2 separate regions of the Mus musculus genome follow, and region 1 is linked to region 2. Evidence: chromatin contacts called from ENCODE Hi-C or POLR2A ChIA-PET data. All regions are on one chromosome and are shown on one strand. The core of a region is the stretch at or near the end of the contact, and the rest is flanking DNA. Distances in the headings are between cores, read along the strand shown. Region 1 overlaps Gbe1 (glucan (1,4-alpha-), branching enzyme 1). Region 2 holds the start of Gbe1 (glucan (1,4-alpha-), branching enzyme 1).

The links. Hi-C counts contacts between places; a loop is a spot of excess contacts on that map. ChIA-PET counts read pairs that join two places held with the same protein, here RNA polymerase II (POLR2A).
Region 1: a map of gastrocnemius shows a loop between it and region 2 (13-fold over the local background). The contact joins the enhancer-like site here to the promoter of Gbe1 in region 2. A Hi-C loop is called at or near these places in 7 of 37 maps with a recorded cell type or tissue (T-helper 2 cell, adrenal gland, gastrocnemius and 1 more). POLR2A ChIA-PET finds 5 or more read pairs at or near these places in 1 of 5 experiments (Patski).

What each region holds. Positions count from the first base shown.
Region 1 is chr16:70,348,185-70,353,548 of GRCm38, forward strand. All of the region lies in intron 1 of Gbe1 (glucan (1,4-alpha-), branching enzyme 1), which reads left to right. Among named protein-coding and RNA genes, the nearest start is that of Gbe1, 37 kb to the left of the region's middle. Within about 2 kb of position 3,971, at least 2 of the 3 ENCODE cell types and tissues checked have a DNase peak (open chromatin) inside an H3K27ac peak, as active enhancers do; they include gastrocnemius and heart, where a contact is called at or near this core.
Region 2 is chr16:70,311,085-70,316,471 of GRCm38, forward strand. Gbe1 (glucan (1,4-alpha-), branching enzyme 1) reads left to right here and starts at 2,865. Exons shown (of 16, transcript NM_028803.4): 1 at 2,865-3,211. The coding sequence starts at 3,069.

The DNA of each region.
Region 1 (5,364 bases), core at 2,721-5,220, 38 kb after region 2:
GTGCATAGTAAATATTCAACAATAGATAACAACTCTCAGCGAATTGACTCTTGATTAAGACAATTTCTTCTCTTTCCAGCATTCCATGGTCAAACTTCCTGACAGAACCTTTTGTTTGTACTCACCACCTTAAAGAATTTTGTACAAAAGAGTGAAAATATAAAATTGAAAACAAATAAGCAAACAAAATCTCTTTGGCTTCGGTACACATATATCTGTTTGTGCAGGTTAGCTTTTGTCAGCTCGACAACAAACCTCTGTGTTTTGGGGAAGGAGACTCTCAACTGAGGAATCACCTCCAATAAGTTGGTATGTGATGTGTACTTGGGGCACTTGTTTTGATTGCCAGTGATTGTAGGAGGGCCCAGCCCACTGTGTGCAGTGCTAGCCCTGAGTACATGGCCTGGGTTGTAGCAGAAAGTAAGCTGAACGTGTGGTGGAGAACAAGGCAGTATCCAGCACTCCTCCAAGGTCTATAGTTCCTGCTTCTAGCTTCCTGTCTTGTGCTGTTGTCATGGCTTCCCTGGATAATGAGCTGTAACTTCTAAGATGACTGATGGATGTCTTTTACTTCTCTGATTGGTTTCTGGTCGTGGTGTTTATCTCTGCTGCAGAAATCATTTTAGAAGATCAATAAAGAATTTAGAATATTAAATGATTGTACTGTTTTGCAAGACTGGCCTTAGCTTTTTGTGAACCTAACCTTGGGAAGGTTGACCTCCAGTTGTGGGTAGGTTATAGGAATTCTAGTTTTGTTATTAATAGGGTATAGTATTAATTGCCAGTATTACTCTGAGTTTTGTCAGTATACTTTGGAAACACAATGGTAGGAAATTCTTGCCCATGAGTAACAGGTATTCTTGCTGTATTTATAACTCTATCTTACTGATGTTAAAAAGACTACTGAATTATTAATCATGGCCTTTTTAAGGAGCAAATTTGGTACTACATGAATGGAATTTAATTTGGAGTTTTTTTCCAAATCTGTGTCTAGTATAGGGTCTTTGTTTTAGTTGGTAATTTATTATAGGCACTCTTGGTAATATGGTAAATCAAATTTATAAATGTTATTCTCTATCCACATTGTGTTATCAACTGTGAAAGAATGTTTCCTGACAACATTGCAGTACTTATTCTTAATCCCAACTTGGGTATAAATTGAAAGCAGGGTATGTGTTTTGGGAGACATACGTACGGGCCACTCCTTACCTGTGCTTTCAAGGCTATTACATTTGTACTGTATTAGGTCATTAGTTGTCTAATGAAATTATTGAGGTGTATATCCGTGACATATGAATTGGCGATACAATGTGGTTTTTATAGATATATGTGTAAAGCTTGGAATTTTATCTCTCTCTTTTTTTTAAGATTTACTTATTTATTAGATGAAAGAACACTGTAGCTGTCTTCAGACACCCCAGAAGAGGGAGTCAGATCTCATTATGAATGATTGTGAGACATCATGTGGTTGCTGGGATTTGAACTCGGGACCTTCAGAAGAGCAGCCAGTGTTCTTAACCACTGAGCCATCTCTCTAGCCTGAAATTTTATCTCTTAAAAGAATTCTTGCTATATATATATATTTAGTGAGTGAATGAATATGAATGCTGTTCAATATCTATAGTTTTGAAGTAGACAGGATTTTGAAGCTTTCACCTCCCATTGTAAAGGTAAAAAACAGTTTTTCGATAGACCTTTGCTGTTTCATAATATGTTCTAAAAGATGTGTTTTCACATTGGATGTCAATGTATCTGTATCAAAATATATCTCTTGGCATTTTTGATGTTATAATAATAATAAGATGTGTCTGTGCTATTATCAAATTGAAAATTGGTACACTGATACTATTTCTAAAAAAAAAAAAAATCCTCAGGCCTTGGGGGGGGCGCGGGGAGGGGCTGGAGCTGGAAAATCTCCAAAGTTCAAACCGATAACTGACTGATTATAGCTTAGTAAATTCTTGAGTAAGGTTGGATAAGTGCCAGTATGCACAGAAGTTCTGATGACACGGGAAGGAAGTTACTGTTTGTTGGTTTTATTCTCCTGAACAAGAGGTCGAGACACTCTGTTAGAGTGCTATACAGGGCTAAGTATAGCTCCGGGTTTGTTGACTATCAAAACAGTGTTCTAAACTGGGCGTGGTGGTGCACACCTTTAATCCCAGCACTCAGAGGCAGAGGCAGGCGAATTTCTGAGTTTGAGGCCAGCCTGGTCTACAGAGTGAGTTCCAGGACAGCCAGGGCTACACAGAGAAACCCTGTCTCGAAAAACACCAAACCAAACCAAACCAAACCAAACCAAACCAAACCAAACCAACCAACCAACCAAACAAAAAACCAACCCAAAAACCAATTCAAAACAAAACAGTGTTCTAGCTATACACTAAATGATTACAAAAGCAGTGTGCCCCCCTTACAGTGTGATTCAGACTTATTACGGTATCCCCTCCCAATATAAAGTTCATGGGTAATTAAAGGCGTCACCAGTGTGGCAACCATACTTTGTGGCTTTTTTTTTTTTAATTATTAACCATAGTTAATAGTGCATGCTCATGTTTTTCGGGTGATATTCATGGTGATTTTTTTGTTGATCATATATATGTGTATGTATATATATATATATATATATATATATATGTATATATATATATATACATATATATATATATATGTATATATATATATATATATCACTCTTGTAGCAGATTTTTTTCTTCATTCAATTTATTGAAACATTTAACCATATTAATTGAGTAATTCTTTACAGGTTAAGTCAAAAAACCATAAACTATAGAACTTGATATTACAAACTATAGTTTTTCTGGAGGCAAAGATCCCATATTTACTTCAGTTTCATCAACCTACTAAGAACTTGAGGAGCTTGGCTCAAACCGCTTACCTTCCTTAGTTTCCCCAGTATCCCTGCCCTATCCTGCTTCATCCTCAAGCTCAATAAAGTGACATGGGTGGTTCCCGACAACAGTGCCTGGGCTACAGTGATGGCTCTGGAAAGTGTCCATTCATAAAACATTGGGGTAGTTATCTTTTCCATTCATAGAATATTCTTATTCTTTTATTTACTATTCCTTTTACATTCTCTCTTTTATATATTTATAAAACAGTATTTATAAGACTGTGTACACACACACATACACACACATGTGTGTGTGTGTGTATGTGTGTGTGTTTGTGTGTGTGTGTTATATTCCAGTTGTCTTGGGATACATGTTTACTCTCTTGGTTGGATCAATGTGTTATACAACTAAGAATTAAAGAAACTCGGAGTATGGATTATGCACTGTTAGACCTGCATGTGGTGTTTCAATTTTAAGAAAGAGAAGCCCCCAACCTTCATGTTGATTTTCCTTAAGGTCATATGGCAGGTGTTATGCCTAGGCTATGTGTCATTTGAGTCATTAAAATGTCTCTGTTTTTGTCTTCTATGAGGCGTATAAAGTTTTTGACAGCATTTAAGTAATGTGCCATTCCTATCAAAAGACAGAAAACTATGCACGATTGTTTTTAATCTTTTTATTGGTCCAGCTAAATTCACCATAGGACCAAGATTGGGGCAGGGCTGTGGGAGCTTCGAATTGCTTCTCACCAAGTTGGATGGCCAAGAACTCTCAGGGGCACCACAGACAGTGGTCTGCTGAGTAGAGGGAGGGATCCAGGGCTTCAGAGTCCAGTGCATATAGCTGGTTTTCCCGTTGGATTTCCAAACAAGGAAACCTGAACACAGGCGAGCACACTGCCGTTTGAGCCAAGACTGTTGAAACATGAAGTCAGAATTCTTTGTAGGAATCAGTAGCCTAAAACCATGGTTGCTCATGTTTCAGATTACACAAGAGAAAATAAACGGAAAGGTCAGTTGAACAGTTACAGCTCTGCCCTTTTCCGCGGTAATCAGCTGAGCATGTAGCAGAGACGTGAACAGGAGCGTGACTCGAAGGAGGGGCTGGGAGAGAGGCTGGCAGCTTCTGCTTGCAACAATGGCTGGTGCTCCCAGGTCTGACCAGATGGGCCATCTCCCAGGGTTTACCTTCAGTAATTCTGATTTATTGCAGTCAGAGGATTTTTTTTTTTTCTAGCTAGGCAATCATGTTTTCACTTTGCCAGAAGACCCCAAGAATTTTAATATTGACCATTAATCATATCTTAGAAAACTGCAAGGACAATACATTATTAATTTGCTCACGGCCATGAGACAAGGCACAGTGATTAAAATTAATTTCTACCTACGTTTTGTTAATTTATTATAATTAATTAATCCGTTTAGAAGTCAAAATATGTTTACATTAATGGCTATATAGTAGGTGTTTTCCTGTGTTTCTTCAACCATATAGCATTTATATTCAGTAAGCAGAATTCTAACAATAAATATTTTATAATGAAAAGAAGTGAGTTCTATATGACTTTTTAAAGTAATATCAAGTGGACCTTCTTTAGTAATTATGAATTAAATATGAGTATTTCACTAAAACATGGAGATTTTAGACCTGGAAGGATTTCAGCAGTGGTCTCTAGCTTTTCCTCATGTATGGCTGTGTGCCAGAATTAGGAAAGAATGTTTTACAAACAGCAGCCACTATTTAGTCTCAGGACACTAAGAACAAACAGTTCTCCCCGTTAAAGGGCAAGAGTTTTTGATGGACTTCCGTTTCCTTCTTCCTCCTAAAAATTTTAAATAATTTTGGAATAAGCAAGAGACCATTTTTAAAATGAAGTTTGACTGTGTGGTAACTATGAAAAATTGTTAATGAAATAGCATACGTTTCATAATATCAGAAAGGAAGAAGTTAACTCGTTGTGGTCTTGTGCATTTTATTTATTTTATTTGTGTGTGTGTGTATGTGTGTGTGTGTGTGTGTGAGAGAGAGAGAGAGAGAGAGAGAGAGAGAGAGAGAGAGAGAGAAGAAGGAGGAGGAGGAGGAGGAGGAGGAGGAGGAGGAGGAGGAGGAGGAGGGGGAGGAGAGACAGTAGACAGAGAGGGACAGAGACAGGGAGAGAACCCACGTGCCACAGGCATGTGCATGAGTGCCAGCAGACAGAACATGAGGTCAGAGGCCAACTCTTGGGAATCTGTTCTCTCCTGCCACCCTGTGGGATTCCAGAATCAAACATAGCTTAAGGCTGGCCAGTAACTGTTCTCACTGACTGAGCCATCTCACGTCCCTGAGTAGGAGTTGTTAAAAGTTATATTTTGGAATATAACATTGTTTTGTAATTGAATTAATGTTTAGATTTTGTAAAGCTAAAATCAGTATCATAGAATTGTTTCAGATTTTTGTGATTTCACCTTTTTTTCTGCTTCTTTTTTTTTAAAAAAAAAATTTTATATTGGTTTTCAATGCAAGGTCTCTC
Region 2 (5,387 bases), core at 1,615-4,114:
GACTGATGGGTGCAAGCACCTGTTTTCCTACTGAACTTGAGACTTACTTCCTAAGAAGGAACGGATCTGGTAATATAAACAAGGGCAAAGCCAGTGGCTGGGGAGGTGACAAGGGTTAGGATGGGCAGTAACTGAAACGATTTCTGTTCATCTACATCATCAAGTTTGTGGTGCTCTACTGCAGCACCTCTGCAAAGCTTTAAAAAAAAATCTAAATCACTTCTGCATTCCTTGGGCATTTATCATGAATTCCACATCTTCACTCCATCATCCTCTCAATCTTAGTTCATCACCTTCTCTCTTTGGTATCACTGCTGTCTCCTAATTCTCTACTTTCTGTTCTTCCGAACCATTTGGATGAGAGAGGTTTTTTTTTTTTTTTTTTCATTTTAAATAGTTCAAATGTTTTGTATTTGTTTGCTTTACATCTCAATACCAACCTCCATTTCTCCCAGTACCCTCTCACACAGACCCTCCTCCCTTCCTCCTCGGAGAAAGGGGAGCCTGTATCCTGGGTATCACCCTCCACCCTGGCTCATCAAGTCACTGCAGGATTGGATGCATCCTTGGGGAGGGTATTTCAGACCCTCAGTTTTCTCCTCAAATCCCTCTAACTGTAGATCTGCGAGAGCAAACAGGTCCTCGGCACTTGCTCCGTTCCTGGTACTCTGCTTCTCTGGACACCACTGAGGCTAGTTTCCTCTCCCTCCTTCCCTGTATTCCTCTCTGTCCTGAATACCTCAATTCCCCATTTCAGAAACACTTTGCCTAGACGGCTATTCCTCCATGGCTGTGTCTTATTGCGGTACAACCTAAATGCCAGCAGCAAATGGGATTGCTTGGGCACCAGAAATAAAAGAGGCGCATTTGATCAATAATAATAATTCCAGTGTTCCAGCTCCACCCGAAATGGACTTATGTGATAATTACGACAGTGGAACTTAAAATCCCATTTAGCTGTGCTATGTGGGCAAGAGGCTGGTGTATGAAAGTTGAGGTAAACTGGGTTCCTGCTCTTATAAAGCTTGCCTTTTAAAGATTAACAAAGAGCTTACATTGTGTTTACTGTAGCATAGAAGAGAATGGGGCTTTTAAGACCAGAGATCTCAATGATGGCTGGAAAGAAAGTAGCCACAGAGAAGCTAAGGAAGAGAATTCCCAAAAAGAGTAGCAATTGCAGTGCTCACAGAATTCTGTCAGATCCTGAAAGGGCCATGCCACTACAGTACAAGGGAACTGGATAGTGAAGGTAGTGACTACAGGTTGTTTAAGTGTTTTAAGGAAAGCCACGTTTATATTTCACACTTAAGTGAAACGTCATGCCATTTAAATTTTTACTGAGATTATTTGATGTGTACTATAGAGTTTAGCTATTCTAATTATGTAAAACTGGCAGCATCAGTATCTCTTGAACGTAGTTAAAAATATATTCTGGTACATGGACCCCAAACTCAGAATGCACATTTTCACTAGGTGACTCATATCAAGGTCACATTGGGAAATACTGGTACAGGGAGTGGGTAAAAATGGTAATTTATGGGTGATTATCAGTCTGTATAAAAGTGATAAAAGCTGATTTTAGGTAGTGTTTATTCAGGAAAACTTTATTTTTATTTTCTCACCCCTTCCCTTTTCCCTTCCTAATCAGTGCTTTGGTTTTACCTTAACAGGTGAACGCTTATGCTATGAAGAAGATAGTTGGTTCAGGTTTCTTAGTCAGCCAAGTGGAAATTTCAGTGTGAAGTGATGAAAATTTAGAGTTATGAAAGTAAAAAATGAAGTTACAGAATTGGGTGTCTACTAGGTACTTTATTTCTGGGTTCAAGCCCCCCCCCATTTGTAGATATATATATACCTTTATCTAAGACCTTTAGCTATTCACATCGAAGTGAATATTTTTCTTTCTTAAGTTCATCACAAACCCTGTTTTAAATGTTTATATCCCAAGGCTGGTCAATACTGTTCCTTCTTCCTAGACGCTAAGATTTTACTACACTTGATCTTAGCCAAAAGGCCGAGAAGCGATAGGATTTTACATTTCCAGATTTCAACTGAGAAAATTATACTCAAGCCTGTCCAGTTTTGAGGTGCAAAGTAACTTGCAGCCTCCTGAGTAGCAGCGTCCATTTCTCCTTGTGTCAAAATCTGTATTCTTAAAAAAAAATTTTTTTGTATGTCTGTGTATCAGTATATATGTGGCAGGGTGGAAAATATTTGAAAGTTGGTTTCCTCTTTCCAGACCGTGGGTTCTGGGAATATAATTCCAGTTATATGCCTTGTGGCAAGCACTTTTTACCTAGTGAGCCATCATGGCATCAAGCCCCCATTCTGTATTCTTGCAAAGGAACCACTGGACAGAAAGGACACAGGGTAGTTATACTTGGGAGCTTGGCCAGAAAAGTTTTTGCTTCATCACTGTGATTAAGCAGGAGAGTGCAGTCCACTTTAATGATGTTCTCCCAGTCATGTCTCATCAAAGACAGTTTGGTTGGTGAAACACAAATGCCTGATTTCAGTACAGGGAACCAGGAAAGTTCTTGTTCTTACTGTGACTTCAGGGACCTGGCTGGCTATCCATGCTTATCTATGCAAAAATCTTTAAAGACTCTCTTGGTTAAACTCTTGAGACACATTAAGGTTAGGGCCGTAGGGTTGTTAAATGACATTAAGATTCTAAATAGTTTCGCGTTGTCGACTTTTAACCGTGGTCCAGGTGAATTTCCCACTTTTTGAAAACCATCGCCCTAGGAAAAACAAAACTCAGAAATGAGAGCAGGTGTTTGAGGAGAGGTGACCACCGGGCAGGAAGGGGAAGGGACAGGGACTGGTGAGACCCGCCTCCCGGTGGCCAGCCAGCACAGTTCAGGGCTCCAGGGGCCGGCCCCGTGAGTGGGCGGGGGCCCGCGCTGAGGACGTGTGTCCCGGGCTCACCCTGGCCCGCTCCGCCGCTATAAAGGGCAAGTCCCCGGCGGCTCGCCTAGGCTCGCCCGGCTCCGCCCTGCCGCTCGCACTCCACTCGGCCCACTCGACCCTCTCGGGCCTCGGCTACTCGGGCTGCTGCGGCGAAGATGGCGGCGCCGGCGGCTCCTGCGGCAGGGGAAACGGGCCCCGATGCTCGTCTGGAGGCCGCCTTGGCCGACGTGCCGGAGCTGGCCCGACTCCTGGAGATTGACCCGTACCTGAAGCCCTTCGCCGCGGACTTCCAGCGCAGGTACCCGGGGGAACCCCTCCACCGCCCTCCGCCTGCGGCCGGCCTTCCCGCGTGCGCGCGCGCGCCGCCCGACTCCCCCCTCTCCGCGCGGCCCCGCCCCCTCGCACGCCAATCATGCGGTGGGCGTGGCTCCGGCTTCCCGGGGGAGTTCCTGAACTTTTCTGCTGCACGTCCGCCCCGTGCTCGCTCACTTGCTCGCAGTCCCTGGCCGCGCGTCCTCCCCTACGTGCTGGGACAGGCAGCGCTGCAGCCACGCAGCGGCTTCCGGGACTCACAGGCCACCCCCCTCTGGTCCTGGGAGTTGCAGTGGTCGTGACCCAGGGCGTGTGTGATTTTGCTTTTCCAACTTTGTAGTCTACTTCCGAGCAGCGTTTGTGCAGTCTTTCAGGCAGTCTTTCAACATCTTGCACCCTCCTGTTTGCTCTTGTGAGTTCATTAATCTGCGTTTCACTTTAATCGTTGGTCAGATCTCTTCTCCCTTAAACCAACATCGAAGAGCGACCTTTGCGGGTGTTTGACCTTAGCTTCCAGGAGAGTTAACAGGGCATGGATGGCTTAACTTGCAGAGCCCAATTCAAAAAGTATAACTCCTCTCCCACCAGGCTTCCCACTTATCAGAAATTTATAATTGCAATCTGCTCAGGTTAAGATTGAAAATTAAAGTAGCTAGTATATAAATTAGAGTAGTTATGAGTCGATTGCAAGTATTTTGCTGCAGTCATATTTGTCATACTAGTTTCTTCTTTAAAGCCTAGATACTACAAAAATCAAAACTACCTTGGCACCAGTCAATTTGTCATATTTGTCATACTAGTTTCTTCTTTAAAGCCTAGATACTACAAAAATCAAAACTACCTTGGCACCAGTCGATAGACTCTTTTTTAATCATAGAAAACATAGAACTAGTTGGTGGCATTGGTGATTATGAACATGGGTTGATGTGACTTGAAAACACAAAGACCCTTAAAGCTCAACGACCTAGCTTTGTCATGTTATTAAATGTATTCACTTAAGTCACTTTCTAGAAAACCAATATTCTCAGATTCTAAAACAGTAGGCATTATAAACTGCTCATTCCAGAGTTTACATATCCTAATACAGGAACCCTCCTTACAGCAGCCAGCTGGGCTGATCCTCACTTACAGTACTTAGTCGTGACTTTAAATTAAGTACTGGGGAGGAGTCTGGCAACTTTTCACTCAGAAGATGCAAGCCTGAGTCCCCTGAGATAATTAGCACGTACTCCTGAAAGCTAAAAGACTTGAGCAGATTTTGGAATAAGTGATTTTTAGAACAAAAGCAAATATTTTATCTATTTTTTCTCTTTTTGTATGAAATATACTTACATGTTTATTTACATATTTTCACCACATTTTTTTTGAATATAAAAATCATTTTGTTATAATGAGCACACAAATTACAACAGAAGGTGATTAATGTCGAGTTTTTTTTTTTTTTTTTTTGAGGTGTTTATTTTTATTATGGCTCTATTTGTGTGATTTATAAACTAACCTGTAAGAAATTTCAAAAGCAAGAGTTGTGGAAATATTTTGCCTGTGTCCTGTTTCCAGTTTCCACTGGCCACAGGCAGACAAACACCATTTATTCTCTTCTTTTGTGTGTATGTGTGTACTTCATATTCAACTCCACTGGGATTGAAGCAATTATAGTCATCTTTCATGGTTTGTCAAAATTAATGAGAGGGACAAAGGGCAGAATAAAGAAGGGAGGGAATCCAGTGTTCTTGGTGAAAAGTCTGGCCCAGCGGGTCCTTATGTGCTTCTCTGTGACCTGGATTCTACTTCTGCCCTTGGTCCTGGATAATTGCTATTTTCCAGCACACATGTTCCATTTAGGCATGTCAAACAGTAATTTGGCATCTGGCAGTGGTGACTTGTATTGTTAACTGGTAGAGAATAAAAACTTTTTCATAGTGTCGTCATGGTCATTGATTGCTGTGGCTGGAATGTGTCCTTTGCAAATTTCAGGTGCGACAAGTGTGCTGTAGAAAGAGCCTTTAGGACATGACTAGGCCATAAGGGTTCCTCATGAGGGTTCATCTTTGGGCAGTGGACAATGGTCTAATCAAAAAAGGGACTTGCGACATCCATGACAGAGGAGGGGGATAGGGCTTGTCAGAGTGAGAAGATGGGGAGCCATACTGTAAAAGTCTGTC